Linked DNA regions of Mus musculus: region 2 is linked to region 1. Evidence: chromatin loops called from intact Hi-C (ENCODE). Cell type or tissue: left cerebral cortex. All regions are shown on one strand. Each heading gives the region's core, and the rest is flanking DNA. Links, peaks and the distances in the headings are about the cores only.

Region 1 (7,917 bases), core at 1,850-6,849:
TAAAGTTTATTACAGGGAAATAAATTAAGGAGCAATGGGGCCGTGTGGTGGCGGTGATGTTAGGTCTTGCCAAGGGACAGATTGTCCTGAAAGTTGGGTCCTTTTCTTCAGCCCGCCACGAGCAGTTGTTACAGGAACGCACCACCACATGATCACAGTTCTGCTGTTGATCCTAGAACTCCTTCATCCATTGAGATGTTGGGTTAGAGGAAGAGATAACCCTGAGTAGGCTGGTTTCATTTGTTGCTTGAGGTTCGGGTTTGGTGATCTGACAATTTTATAAAAAGCTGTTGACTATAAACTTACTGGGAGTGAGTACTGTAGGAAGCACTTGCCTAGAAGCCCTGAACTTGACCCTGGCATCAGGAGAGGAAAAAAGATGGCGATCCACTCCCTATCGTGATGATGGGCAGGACATCGGGGAAGCATCCGATGGCTTGTATTGATCGCCTTGGTGTACCCAACTCTGTTCTGTTCCTTTGTCTTGGTATTTTTATGAACCTACAGAACAACCCTACAGTGCAGTGGCTCTCAACCTTCCTAATGCTGTGACCCTTTAGTACAATTCCTCATGGTGTGGTGACCCCCCAACCACAAAGTTGTTTCTGTTGCTACTTTATAACTGTAATTTTGCTACCGGTATGAATGATGATGCCAATATTTTTGAAGACTGAGGTTTGCCCAAGAGGTTGTGACCCATAGGTTGAGACACTGAGTAGCTAATCGGTTAGTTAAGTGAGCGGTTCCAGAGACTGACCCAGATTATTGACTTCCTGCTGGAGTTCAGAGCCACCATCACGGATGCCGGTGGGCAGGTGATCCACTTTGCATTTCTTCTATTTAATAAGAAAACCTCGTATCACAGGATGCTGGGAACTCACTATGTAGCCCAGGCTGTACTCCTTCCTCCTGCCTGTTTCCCAGTGCTGGGATTATAGGAATGCCCCTTGATACCGGAGGAAAACTCACCCTAGTATTCTTACTCTTCTTCATTTCTGCCCTAAACACAGGCACAACAGGTCTTATTCTCAAATTATAGCACAGACAGACAGACAGACAGACAGACAGAGTGCACAGGAAAATCTGCTGAATCCATAGCTGCTGAATCCATAGTACCGAGTGTTTGCACATTCTCTGGTCTCCTAGCTCCCCTCTTCCTCACTTTGTAGATTGATTCTTCACTCAACAAGACAACTTAAAGTCTGAACTCTTGTTCTAAAACACAAGAAATAGAAAGTTCTGAATAGAGGTGGTAGTTCACTAGTAATGCCCGCTGAGCAGTGGTAGCACAGGCCTCTAATCCTAGTACTTGGGAGGCAGAGGTAGGCCGACCTCTGCATTCCAGGACCACCAGAGACGCAAGAGTCTCTGTCTTGAAAACAAACAGAAAAAAAAAAGCTGTAGTTTGTATCATTATTATTTTGGAACAGTAGGATTTGGTTTCTTACTGATCTCAGAGGCTCTGCCAGAAGAGCCCCTTATCTACTGCTTGTGCCTCTGTCATTACCCACGTGACTTCCGGGAGAGGTGTTCTGGGATAATGTATAAATGCTCGTGTGCTTCCTCACTCTGCATGTGAGATAGTCCTTTGTCCTATATTGGGAAGAAAGGCCTTCTGTAGGGCTCGCTGAGAGGCTCCACGGGGGCGGGATGGTGGTGGAAGCAACCTGCCAGGGAGGTGGAGAGGGTGGGGTGGGAGGAGGTTCTGCAGCTCGGGGGTTCATGCAGTGTCTAGTACCCTGGAGCACAGTAGTGAAAGAAAAGCACTTGATTCACCTGAGGTGGAAACAGGGAGAACAGAAAGTAAGACCTGATTGGCCTTATAGTCTGGAGGTACTTGCTATCCTACTTATGTATAACAGGTGCAGCTTTTTGTTGTTGTTGTTGTTTTTGTTGTTTTTCCGAGACAGGGTTTCTCTGTGTAGCCCTGGTTGTCCTGGAACTCACTTTGTAGACCAGGCTGGCCTCGAACTCAGAAATCCTCCTGCCTCTGCCTCCCAAGTGCTGGGATTAAAGGCATGCGCCACCACCGCCAGCTAACAGGTGCATCTTAAGATGATAACCAGACTTCTAGAAACAAATGTCTGTAAGGCAGACTCCTAGTAAGCTTCAGAGATCCCAGTTCCCTCAAGAGCTCACATACATGTATGTGTGCAAATGAATGTCAGCTTAAGACAGGGATCACTATGTAGCTAGCCATAGCTTCCCTGGAGCTCACACAGACGCCTCTGCCTCTGCCTCTGCCTCCGGAGTGCTGGGATCAAAGGTGTGTACCACCTTGTCAGGGCTTTTTTTTTTTTTTTTTTAATTAAGAAGCCAAGAAACTTCACATAAAACCAAGGTTGTCTACTGCAATGCTCCCAAACTGGCTTCCAAGATCAGCAGCTGCCTTTCATCTGTTTCCTGAAGGCCTGTTATCTGACTTTCAGTCTTCCAGGAATGCAGAAGTTTGCAAAGCAAGAACATCTCTGCTTAAAGTTTTTATTGTGTTACAGGCAGCAGAAAGAAGTGACTACATATGGGCATTTGTGGGTATTGGAGAGGAAGGTGTACTGAGAATAGAGCTAAGGGAAGGCGTGGGGAAGAGAGGGCAGTGAGGTGCCTGCCGCAGGTGAGATTGGGATCCCAGGCTGAGTAGCTGGGAAAGAGCTTCCTGAGATGGTGACGTTTGAGCAAAAGTTTAAAAGAGGAATGATCCAAATAAATTCTGTCATGATACTGAGGAATCCCAGATGTCCCTCGGTTGTGCTGCTAACAGCAGGAACTCAGGACACTTGCGTGCTGGAGTGTTTGGGGCACCTGATGGCTGTCCAGGCGCCTGTCGTCAGCCACATCGCTGCTTCTGTGTCTCAGAAGTCATCTGTGCCTTTGGTCACTCTGTGTCTTTTTTTTCTCTTCCTCTGTTTTATAGGAACATGCTTTTGAAAGCAGTCAGAAATATAAAGAAGGCAAATACATCATTGAATTAGCACACATGATCAAGGACAATGGCTGGGACTGACCTGATAGCATCCATCCGGTCCAGCATCCATGTGAATGCCACCCAACTGAACATTCTACCCAAGCGTGAGAGAGTGACTGAACACACTCGGTTCCATCAACTTAGGGGCCTTGCCATCAGGGGTCATCCTCCCACCCTGACACCATCATTTTTGGTGACTGGCCTCTAAATCACTGTCTCTCTGTCTCTTTGCTTTGTATCTGTTTGTGAGTTGATCTTGGCTTCTCTGTTCTAGTGTTGGCTGAAAACAGTTACGAGCTGGAACGGACCCTTGGCTGCATGGTGGCAGCCCTACTTGAGGGGGGGTGGCCCTGCCCACATGAGAGCTGCCTGATGGCTGTCAGAACATCGGCATGTGAGCATGAGCAACAGAACAGGGGAACCTGGGAGTCCTAGGATTGGGGAAGGGGCAAGAGGGTGCAATATAACTGTACTGTTCTTGGAGACCTGCTAACTTAGGCTTGAAATAATTGACTCCTTCAAAAGGACAAAGAGAAAAAAAAATACCTCGTGGCTTTTGTTCTCTCTGATGATACACTCCTGCCCTAGCATCAGATGTGCCAGGACAGCGGATTAGCACAAGAAGCATCCTTGATTCTAGCTGACAGGGCAGGACCCTAGCATTCTGGACCTGGACTGGAGAAGGTCCTGCTAAAGAGAATGGGGGGTGGGGAGTGTGTGTGTGTGTGGGGGGGGGTAAAGCTCAGTGGGTTTTAGTGATTCTGCCCTCTTTCCCCCCCGCCCCCTCCTGGGCAATCACCTTCTTGGTCTTCTTAACTGATTTAGGTTGCAGGAAAAGATACAAGATGTGTGTGTCCCATTTAGCCCAAAGCACAGTAAAAATCGGTAATGGAGGAGAGCCAGGAGCTGGAGGCGTTGCTGTGGACCGGGAACTCCTGATAGCAAGCAGGAAATGTAAAAATGCAGAGGCAAGGTTCTGGGAGGAAGAGTTCAGATTGGAGCCAGTGAAGGCTTAGCACATCTTTCCTCATCCGATGATCAGTAGCTTCCATGGGACCAGCAATTCTTTGTGCACAACGTTTCTGAGTTTTGGGTTTTTTTTCCCCCCTCCAATTTTATCACCATAACCTGGAAACAAAGATCCAAGATTACACCTCCATTCTTAGCCCTGACTCTCCTATGTGGATAGACATCTTTTAACAGTGTGGTCCAGCAGTAGGGAGGGATTACAGATTCAATATTACTCCTTCACCCACCGCACGCACCCAAGCTTCCTTGAGTTAGGGTTGGGGAGGAAAGAAAAAATAATCCCTGTAAATCTCTTAAAATGAAAAAGAATTTATTGTGTGTAATCAACACTGTGAAGGCTGTGTTGCATCAATCCAGCTATTATGTGGATTTGAAATCCTGTTTGAATCCATTTCGTTTATTTCTTAGGCAGAAGATAATGTTAAAATATGGGCATATTAGGTACTTCTCAGAATCTTGTTCTCTAGCTAGGCTGGTCCTACAGGAAAATTCACCTCTGAAAAAAAAAAGCCCAAGAAGAGAAGGAGCAAGAGTGAGCTCATGGAGATAAGAGCCTGTTGCCTGGCTAACCAATGCTAAAGCATCCCTCCAGGAACATTTTCCAGTCCACATCCCCAGCAGAACCAAATTCCATCAGGGAGAAAGCCGTGGTGGACACGGCTTTGTCCTGATCTGGAAATGGACAAATTGAGACTTGCCAGGGCAATAGGAAGTCAGCCAGCTCAGTAGACTGCCTGTCTTCTGGGACACAAAAGGATTCCTAGAAACAGAATTTTGTTCCTCAAGTCTGCTTGTCCTGGGCCCTGGAAGACTAGCTCTGCCCCACCCCCACCCCCACCCCACTGCACAGCAAGGCCCACTGAGGGCCAGAAAAACTACCCGTGACTCCCAGGCTCAAGTGGTCAGTGACACACATTTCTCCAGTTTCACATTCCTAAGACTTGCCAGCTCCAAGCGTCATCCATTGTCCCCTCTTTATCCTGTTCGAAGATGTGGCCTTCATTAAAGATTTGATTAGACCCTTTGCTCAGGGAATACCTAGCTACATACACACTACAAGTCCTTTTTTTTTTTTTTTTTTTTAACTAGGGGGTGGGGATCAAACCTAGGTAGTTTCTTAAAAACTAAAGTTGGTGACTTGCAGAAACTGGATCTATGGTGCCCTGGGTGGAGAAAGGGGCAGGGTCCTTGAACTACAAGTTTGGGGGTGGGACCAAAACTCATCAGGCTTCCCTTTGTGACGGTGAAACCAAAAGTGCTTCTTATGACCATTCTTAGCTCCACTCACAGCTTGTCTACCTAACACTTAGCAGTATTAGCGAGTCCTCAGCCCAGCGGGCGGCAGAGGCTCCTGCACCCAAGGCCTCTCTGGTCAGTTTTTTTTTTTTTCCTCACCAAATGATTGACTCAGCATAACCAAAGACCTCACCCCTTCACTCCACATAGGTTCAGGGAAAGGGAAGTCCTTTGGGTGACCTTGGGCAGGGGTGGGCAAGGACAGAAGAGGAGAAAGGGAAGGCCTGAGGGTACCTCAGCCGCCAGCTACCTTCACTTTGAAGTCTAGCTGACCAGCTCTCGCTCCACCTGCCCTGTGCCACTGTGGATGATGGGGCTATTGTCACCCTGGAATCCATCCACCCACCCCCGCCCCACCTCCGCATCTCCCCCCAGGCTGCTGATGAGTAAATCAACATGAGTCAAGTATAGCCAAGCTTGATGCTTGCATGCTCGCAGCGGGACCTGGCTGAGTACCGACCACCCCAGCTCCTATGACAGATCATGTAGATAAAGTAAAGATCTCAGCTGGTGGATCAATGTGTACAAAAGAGGTGTCCCCTTTATAGTGGAGATTTCCAAGTATATACATATATATCTATACAGTCGCTTGTGAAATATACTTTTGTAAATAATATTTAATTTTTTTAAATAATATATTTGGTGCTGTATTCTCAGACCCCCCTGAGAGCACTTTTATTTTCAATTCTATAGCTTCCTCTGTGTTATATTTTAAGGGAAAGGATAATCAACAAGACACTTTTTTTTTTCCTTTAAGGATCTGTAACTATAAAATGGATTGAGGCTTTAAAACATTTTTGCAGTTTTCTGTTTGCATTTTTACCCAGCAGAACAGACTAGTAAATTACCAGGTTGTGAATTGATACTTTCTTGCCCAGTATTGGCTAGAAAAGAAACAAGCTTAGTAGTAACAACTTCAGAGTAATTACTGTAGTTGGGAGAACTTCCAAGAAATTGGAATAGACAGAGAGAGAGTGTGTGTGTGTTTCATTTTTCTGTTTCCTTTCCTACTGAGGACACTATGAACTACAGTTTACACCTTAGGCACAGAGTTTTCCCTCTGGTTTTCATGTGTGAGTGGACCAAGAGCCCAAAGCAAGATTTTCTTTCCCTGAGGGTGGAGCCGCGGCCAGTTCCTCTTCTGTGTGTTCAGCTTCTACAGCCAGTGAAGCAAATCTGTGAAGAGAGCCAGCGTGAAGTCTGCGCTTCTGAGACGGGAGCAGCTCAGCCGCGCTCACATCCCGGGGCTCTGGCTGTTCTAGAAGCCGTGTCATATTAGAAGTTAACAAGTTCAGGTTTAAAAGGATAGTAATAGCTTTTTTTTTTTTAAAGTCAGATTGCTTGGGGTTCAGGCAGAGGCTGGCAAATCAAATCTTGAACACACTTTTATATTAAAAAATCTGCCTCAATGGAAATACTAGTCCTATGACTGGGAAAGATTGTCTTTGAAATTGTGGTTGATTAATAAAATTACTATACAGTCATGAAATGTACCCGAAAGGCGTTGTCCTCCTGGAGTTAGATCTGTCCAGCGTCTTACAGTGGTTTGGTGAGAACAGGAGTCAACTTCCTTTTCCCAGCCTGCAAAGACTGTGTACCATGGATTTGTCTGTCTGTCTGTCTGTCTGTGTTTACAAACTGTATTTGTTGGGTTTGGAATTGCTTTTGTTGTTACTTTTTTCTTCTTTTTTTGTTCCTTTCTTGGGTGGGAATTTTTTCCCCAGGTCACTTTGCTTCAGTAACAAAGGCAATTGTTTTTGAATAATTTGTCTTCACCTCCTTCCGGTATTTGTACATAATGATTCAGTATTAGTAAGAAGTGCGTTATTTCTGTCATTGCTGATCTGTGTTGGTGCTCATTTGAGAAAATAAAGTTTTCAAATACTAACTCTTGGGAGAATGTCTGTTTTCTTTTGATGCTGTGTGTGTGTCTTCGTTTATATTATTGGGAAGCCTGCTCAAGGCCATCTGTCTAGCCCGGGGCACAGACCTGTTAGATGATACCATAAAGGATATTTCTCTTAAGGACACAAAGCCAGTTAATGAACGAATCTCAGGTCTCCTGATCATCTGCACATTTCTCCTGGCCTTTAGCTAGCAGAAGCCCAAAATGACCTCTACCCAGTTATCTCTGCCATGACCCATCTTCTAAGAGTCTAAAGCTTTTCTGATGACATCATTGTCTTTGGATATAAAATTGCATTAGGAAGGAGGCGTGCTGACATTGGGCGATAAATACATGTTATGATACATGAAGAAAAATCAAATCTTGTTCAAGTACTAAATGGAGAATACAAGCACTAACAAGTCTATCACTATAATAATCCAGCTGTTTATATTTTACAAGCATACAGTCTTGAATAATCAATCACTTAAGTACAGTAATATGCACTTATATGTACTGGTGCCTTTTTAAGAATATACATTAAAAAGCTGGGCATGGTGGCACACGCCTTTAATCCCAGCACTCGGGAGTCAGAGGTAGGCATATTTCTGAGTTCGAGGCCAGCCTGGTCTACAAAATGAGTTCCTGAACAGCCAGGGCTATACAGAGAAACCCTGTATTGAAACAAACAAATAAAAGAATATACATTATTCTAGAATCCTTAGTGTGGGCCAGGCGAGGCAGG
Region 2 (7,917 bases), core at 942-5,941, 45 kb after region 1:
CATCAATGCCTGGCCGCCACACGCGCATGTCTGCACACATGGACTGCACTACATGTGGGGGTGGGGGTGGGAAGAACTTACACACACACACACACACACACACACAGACACACACACATTGTCAGATCCCCTTGTGAAGAGAAGGTAACAATCACACCAGCTCTTTTTGGGAAGCAGGCGCTAAAACCTTTCATGAAATTGCTTTCAATTTGGGAGGAAAAAAATCTAGACCAAAGATAGGGAAAGAAGACCCACGTACCCATTCTCACACTTAGACCTGGTTCTCAGTGATGATGGCTTCTGGGCTGAGCATTAATGGGATCTGATTAAAAGCTTTTGCAGAGATTTGCACCTTCTCTTCGAGAGTCTCCATCAATTTGGAAAAATGCATACAGAAGGAGTTTCCATTTACCACGTTCCCAAAAGAAATCATAAAAGAACTGCAAAACAGCCAAGTATACAGGGTGGGAAGGGGCCAGGTCCTGCCTGCATGAAGCTAAAGACACAGGAGTCTGCACGTGGGTGTGCACATTTGATGACTCTCCAGGAGATCCGGTGTCTAGCCAGGAGCTTTGGCTCCATGGGCAGGTTTACGAGTAGGCAGCAGGTGACAGAAAGGGTTCAGGAAAGCCTGGGAACAAGCATGAAATATTAGCACATTTGTAGGCAATTGCCTGGAATTTACAGCTTGCCACCTCCCAGACAAGTCCACTCCGTCCACTTGGAATGAACGCCCTTCCCCGCCTGTGTGTTCCATGCCCCTTAGCACGAGCTATGGGCTTATTCTAGAGCTCCCGTAGCTGGGATCATTCTTGCATTCTTGTTTCTTTTCTTTTTCTTTTTCTTTTTCTTCTTCTTCTTTTTTTTTTTAAATCCTGGAAATGGAAACTGAGGTCTCATGAATGAACAAGAGGGAAGCCATACCCTGAACTCCATGAGAAAGAGGAGAAAAAGCAACAGATGGGGGAGGCTTATGTATTCTTCAAGCTGCCCTCCAGCGTGTTAGCATCTTGAATGGCTACAGGACATTGAGCAGGCAGGAAATTGATTCTGGAATGATTCCCCCAGCCACCCACCCTAGCATTGTTCTCTTTATCTAAGCATTCTGTGCTGAGACAGGGTCTTGCTGAGTTGCCCAGGCTAAATGAGCTTGCATTTAGCACAGGCAACTCTTGAACTTAAGATCTCCTCGACTCAGTCTCTTGAGCATCTGGGATTACAGGCTGAAGACACCAGGCCTGGTTTACTATCTTTTTGTTTGTATACATCCAGTAGGGCACCCCCCCCCGTGTGTGTGTGTGTGTGTGTGTGTGTGTGTGTGTGTGTGTGTGTGTGTGTGTATCTCTCTGTTTTATTTTTAAAGACAAGTCTCACTGTGCAGCCCATGCGCTAAACTCATAGTTGTAACAATTGCCTCAGACACGGGAGTATAAGAGTCACCACATCTGGCTTCAATGATGAATATTCTTTTCTTTCTTTCATTTTTTATTATTTAAAAAATTACCCTTCAGGTCATGATGGTGCATGACCTTTTAATGCTTTAATTAATTCCTTTAGTCCCAGCACACTGGAGACAGATGCAGGAAGATTTTTTGTGAGTTTGACGGGCCAGCCTAGTCTACATAGTGAGTTCCAGGCCAGCTAGAGCTCCACAGCCAGACCCTGTCTCAAAACCATACATTTGTTTGTGTGTGTGTGTGTGCGCATGCGAGTGTGGAGTATGTCCCTGTGGAAGTCTGAGGACAACTTGTCGAGCCAGTTCACTGGTTCACTGGCCCTGATGTCTGATGCGGTATTTCTTTTTTATTTTGTTTTGTTTTGTGTGTTTATTCTTTTCCCAATGTGGCATGTCTTAATTGCCATTTCCCACATGTTTGGTGTGTGTTCTAGAATCTGTACTCCTTGAGCTAAGAACTGTTTTAGCAAAGGAAGTGTGATGTTCTGTTATTGGTGGTCTTTTCTCCTGGGTAGACTCAGAATGGGTCACATGTATCCCAGCTTGTCCTTTAGCTAGCTATATAGGCAAGGAAGTCCCGATCCTCCTGTCTGCCTGCACCTCATAAGATCTTGTGATATCCAGTGCCCTGCCTTAGTATGAACCTTAGTATTCACTTTTTGGAGATAGATTCTTGCTTATAGCCTAGGTTTGCTTGAAAGTCTCTATGTAGCCCAGGCTGGTCCTCAAACTCCCTTCTGCCTTAGCCTCCCTAGTGCTGGGATTACAAGTGTGTACCACCATGCTGAGGCTCCAAGGAGGTCTGCTCAGCATAAAGGCTGCCTTTTTCTGAGGCATGCCTGCACCGTGTGGTTTCAAGTGTCCATTGAGGGAGAGCTGAAGCTGCTTCTGGGACTTCATAGTTTCAGAGTCGCAGACTCCGCCTGCTGGGAGTCCTGGACTTGCTTCTTTTTTTTTTTTTTTTTTTTTTTTTTTAACCAGTAAGCTTTGAATCAGGAGTTGTTTTCTAGGGAAATTTCCCTTCTGAGGCCAGAGCCTTCAAGCCAATGCTACCTTATAATAAGGCCTTTCTTTGCTTTGATCACTGACCTGTCCCCTAAATTAGTTGAAGTCTGAGAACACGGTTTTGTTACGGGGGCAGTTGTTTGAGCCTGTGTTTAAATTCTAGGAATACATTTGGTTTTACTAATGTCATTTGAGAGGACTGGTGAGTTATTTTGGGTGTGCATGGCCCGGCCCTGTAATGCTAGGCCACTCTTGATAAGAGGCACGATTGTACCAGCTAGTTCCCTAAAAAGGCTTGCATTCCATTCAGCATGGAGCGCTGAGGCTGCAGACTCCCGCTATCTGGACTATAGGCTCTCACGTTTCTCCCAAGTGGATAGGTAGCTGGAGGCAGAAAGAAAGCTTGTTTTTCTTTACCCGTGTCCCATAAGCCCACTCTACCACGTGCAAAGATTCTCCCCCTAGTTTCACACTAGAAACTAGGAAAAATCAAATTAGTCCCCCAACTCCCTACCCCAGAGACAGGCTATCATGTAGCCCAAGCTGACCTTGAATTTGCTGCATAGCCAACTATGTAGATGAGGCTGGCTTTGAACTTCTAACCTCCTACCTCCACCTCCCTAGGGATGATTCCAGACCTATGTCACCATGCCTGGCTCAAGTTAATAGTACTTTAGTTATACCAAGTAGACGTCCATTAATACTTTGAAACCAGAGGACAGACATATACTCGGCTGGCACTAGTGAAGCCATACCCACACTGGAATGGGTTCCCAGCACAGAACCAACAGGAGGGCAGGCCAATGTCTGGGCTTCGGATGGCTTGCCTTTAAGATCGAGGTGTCGTGTGGCATTCATTTAAGCTCAGCCCTTGGAGGCAGAAGCAATGAGATCCGTCATTTAAGGTCATTCCTGATCACAGAGGGAGTCTGAGGCCAGCCTGGGCTACATGAGATGCTATCTCAAAGAAACAAAAAACAAAACTAGAGAGAGGGAAAAAAACATTAAAATAAAAGTTAAAATCTAGATGTCAGGGTGAAAATATTCTATTGGGCCTAAGGTCTGCCGTAGAATCTTCTACCAGAGGAAGCAGACACCCGCGTGCCCCAGCTGGCTGCCAGACAGCACGGTGTCACGGGGAGTCTTGGCTGACTCACTTTTCGCTGGTCTCAGCCCAAATGCCTGCCCTGATATGGTTCTAGGTTATCCCTTCCTAGAAAATTCGGTGCCTCACTTTGGCCCATCCGTTGTGGAAAGACCTGGAAAGACGTGCCCTGTGCTGCCACCTAACGGCTGCTCCCAGTCAAGGCAGGGCTTCTCCCGCTGTTCTCGGCGGCACTGTACAGCCCCTCTCTGCCCATCCTACCTGCTTTGAGAGGCTCGCAAAGGGAGGAGCGCTCTTCCAGGTGCGCTCATTTCAGGGCACCAGGGCTGTGACTAAGACTGGCAAGTCGTCTTAAACTTCGCCACGTCCCGGTTGTTATTTCCTGTCTGTTCCCCCGCCGTGATTAACGGTAAAACTCTGAAGGCAGAGGGGGACCAACGTGCTTGTTTACTGAGAGAGGAAGGAAGCGGGGGGAGCTGGGAAGAAGGTACCCTAGGTTTAAGGGAAATAACAGCCTGGCAATGAGGTGGGCGGATGGAGCTGATGGGAAGGGAGGCTTGTTAGAAAAAGGAAAGAGCAGGTGCCAGTCAGATAGCTCTGCCAGCCTTTCCAGTTTTATCCTTTTAAATAATGATTTGTTTATTTGAGACAGGGTCTCACGCAGCGCAATCAAGCCTTTGTGCCTTGACTCCTCCTCCTCCTCCTCCTCCTCCTCCTCCTCCTCCTCCTCCTCCTCCTCCTCCTCCTCCTCCAAGACAGGGCCTCACTATGTAGCTCTAGAACTCCACTATGTAAACCAGGCTGGCCTGGAAGTCACAGAGATTCTCCTGCCTCGGTGCCCAGCTGCTGAGATTACAGGAATGTGCCACCATACCTGTGTGCACATCTGTTTTCAAGCAGGGAGATGAGACACAGTAGCGTTACCAGCTAGTGCTGGAGGTTAGGGGCCTCGGTAGCACATGACACCCCACCACAGTACAGGATCTTAAGTACAAATGGCTACGGAAAGGCTAGGCATACAGGATACCTGCCTGGGAACAGAAAGGATCAGGATGGAAGGAGCGGTGGATGCTGTGGTGGAGGAGGACACACGGCTCAGCTAAGGAGGCAACAGCTGCGGAGCCATGGGTGGTTATGAGTTTAACGACACCGCGCACCTGCATTACCAGATCTTTCAGTTTCTAAAGAGCTGGGAGTCTGGGTTCTTCCGTGAAGTCTCTTTCTTTTGAAGTGTTGGCAGCTAATGTAGCTTAAAAAGAAAGAAAGGAAAAAAAAAAGAGGCAGCATTCTGTGGGCCAAATAAAACATGTCAGTGAGGCATATTTAGCTCCAAGGCCGACTCCACAAACTTGGATCAAGGGCTATTTGTGTTCTGGAATCGTGACACACTAACAAGACCCTTTCAAGGCATGTGGTCTCAGGCAAGCAAATGCTAGATAACGGGGACGAATGTGTGAAGTGCCTTGGCTCAGACTTATTAGCTGGGATGGTCAGACCTAGATGTCTACAGAGAGCTACTTTGTTAATATGTCACACGCTGCTTAAAAAAAAAAAAAAAAAAAAAAAAACATTGAATGTATTCATCCACTAACCTCAGAAGCAGTTATTGGCTAGACCCAGCAATATAGACCTGTAACCCCAGCTCTTCAGGAGGCTGAGGCAGGAGGATGTCAGGTTTGAGGCCTTCCTGGGCAGCTTAGTGACACCTTGTCTCAAAATAAGAAGTAAAAAGAAGTTTGGGGACATAATTCTGTGTTAGAGAACTTGCTGACTAATGCAACCTACTTGTCTGTCTGTCTGTCTTTTTCCCTATGGGTAGCCTTGGCTGTCCTAGAACTTGCTTTGTAGACCAGGCTGGCTTCAAACTCAGAGATCCACCTGCCTCTGCCTCCTCCTGCATGCTGGGGTTAATGGTGTGAAGCCCCACACCTGGTGCTACAACCTCCTGTGGGCTGCCATTGTCTAGTTCAAGAGACTTAACACTAGCTGACTGAAGTCACTAAAATCCCCAGCGGTGGCACGAGTCTGCCCTAGCTGCCTAGGCTAGTCTGTCCAGGCTGTCTGAATATGAACTTGGTTTAAGATAATTTTCACAAAGGGAACTATTTCCACTGAATATTGACTCTTTGACCAAGACTGCGTTATTTTAAAAGAGTGATTCCTACCCCCCCACTCTCTCTAGCAGAGCAAATGCATATGTGTTAGGGTTTATTAAGGATAAGAGAGGAAGAATTGTGGCAGATGGGAGCGTCACTGAGGAAGGAGTAACCCACTGCTCTGTTCTGATGGGATTAGAGACAGCCACTGAGAGACAAGAGGACCTTAGCACACGTGTTTGTTCCTGAAGTCCCCTGGACTTGCTACTCGGCCTTCAAAAATATAATCTTAAGAGAGTCAAATAGTGCCAGGTATGGTGGTTCACGCCTTTAATCTCATCACTCGGGAGGCAGAGGCAGGCAGATTTCTGAGTTCAGCGGATTTTGAGGCTAGCCTGGTCTACAAAGTGAGTTCCAGGACAGCTAGGGCTACAGAGAAACCCTGTCTCGAATAGAGTAGCACTTTTTTTCTTTTTAGTTTTAATTTCATTTTATTTTTTAAATTAAACCTGTTGCTATATTTTTTTCTTTCCCATTTAAAAAAGATTTATTTCTTCATTGTGTGTGTGTGTGTGTGTGTGTGTGTGTGTGTGTGTGTGTGTGTGCATGTATGGGCACCAATGCATGTAGGTACCCATGAAGGCCAGAAGAGGGCATTGGATCCTTGGAAACAAGAGTTACAGGCAGTTATGAGCTGACTAAGGTTGACCCTGAGAACTGAACTCAGGTCCATCTGTAAGAGCAGTAGGTGTTCGTAACTGCTGAGCCATCTCTCCAGGCCTTTCAGACGTTACTTTTTTAAAAGCATCATGGAAGATACTTGGGCATCTTCAGGAAGAGCCTGGTTACTAAGAGATCCTTATAGCCATCTTATTTTTGAGAGACCTTTCTGCAGGTAAAAGACCAAGCATACCAGTTTTGCATAGAAGACATGGGCAAAGCATCTGCTGGTGGCCCTGGAAAGAGTTTCCCAATAAGCTTGACCTCTTGGCCGTGTCTTTTTCTATTTTGATTAGGACATGCACCTAACACCTAAATAGTTCAGCGATTGTCTTGTGACCATGAAAACATAGCTACAAACTAATCATGGTGGAGTGTTGAAAGACCCCCCAGGTGGGCAGTCAATCAATCTGAGGAGACCCTCCCAAGGATCAGCGAGTCCACGATTCGGATGTAAACAGCAAGAGGCTTTATTGGGAACACGGGTACCCGGGCGACTCAGTCTATCGGAGGACTGGCGCGCCGAGTGTGGAGTTTTTACCCTTTTTATAGGGCTAGGGCTGGGGAGCAAAAAGCGTGGTTACAGAAGCGAGAAGCGAGCTGGTTGGTTAGTTCGAATAAGGTTTGGGGTACTTCCCGGTCATTTGGGGAAACTGAGGTGGGACTTTTTAGATCTAAACAATGTCTATTTTCAAGAAATGGGTAGGGGAGGGGTACAAGGAAAGAGTCTAATGAAGGTTCAGCAATGGGCACATATCTGGTCAGAACATTGGCAGACACACAGGTTCAAGGAGTGACCAGAGCATTGTGCACCTCTATTTTTCTAAATCAGTGAAGCTAGTTCTGCTAACACTGACGTCTATCGGGGCTTCTGTGTCTGTTGCTGGTTCCGCTTTATCTGAGAACCATCTGTTCTTGGCCCTGAGCCGGGGCCCAGGTGCTTGACCACCGATATCCTGTTCGGCCCCTGTCCCAGTGCTATTCAGCCTTGATCTTTAACTGTTAATCTATAACTGAACTTCCTTGTAACTTTTGAGAACCCAGCTCTGGTACTTTTTCATGCCTTGCGAAATGGCGTTACTGCAGCTAGCTTGCTAAGCCTTATGGTGGGGTCTTTCATTCCCCCCTCTTTCTGGAAACTGAATAAAATCTTTTATTCACGTGATTCCACTTCTTCTGGACCTATTGATTTGAGTTGGTGATACTGTTGGGTCAGAACCAGGGCCTGCACCACCGAAATTCTGTCTTTTACAAACTGGACCAAGCGGTTGAGAATACAGGGTCCGAAGAGTAGGATTAATAAGAGTATTATCAAGGGGCCCATAATGGTGGATACCAAGGTCGTGAACCATGGGGACCTGTTAAACAGTCCCTCAAACCACCCTTGTCCTGATTCGAACAATTTTTGTCTCTGGTTTAACCTTTCTCTTAGCTTTGCCATGCTATCTCTCACTACGCCAGTGTGGTCCGCGTAGAAACAGCATTCTTCTTTTAGGGCAGCACATAATCCTCCTTCTTTTAGGAACAGTAGATCT

What was found. A loop is a pair of places that touch in the nucleus more often than their neighbours do. Peaks named below come from ENCODE experiments on the same cell type or tissue, not always from the same donor. Only the 100,000 strongest peaks of a DNase experiment are listed, where the experiment ranks them.
Region 2: a loop joins it to region 1, with 1.9 times the contacts of the local background. A loop is called at or near these places in 1 of 42 quality-filtered maps.

Annotation. Positions count from the first base shown.
Region 1 is chr11:86,935,683-86,943,599 of GRCm38, reverse strand. Ypel2 (yippee like 2) reads left to right here. Exons shown (of 5, transcript NM_001005341.3): 5 at 2,912-7,175. The coding sequence ends at 3,001. Among named protein-coding and RNA genes, the nearest start is that of Gm51915, 43 kb to the left of the region's middle. In left cerebral cortex, for the core only: no CTCF peak of the experiment used is centred there; a DNase peak (open chromatin) is centred at 3,871.
Region 2 is chr11:86,890,200-86,898,116 of GRCm38, reverse strand. No RefSeq gene overlaps it. Among named protein-coding and RNA genes, the nearest start is that of Gm33742, 26 kb to the right of the region's middle. In left cerebral cortex, for the core only: a CTCF peak has its summit at 3,752; DNase peaks (open chromatin) are centred at 3,742, 4,718 and 4,893; H3K4me3 peaks cover 552 bases; H3K27ac peaks cover 639 bases.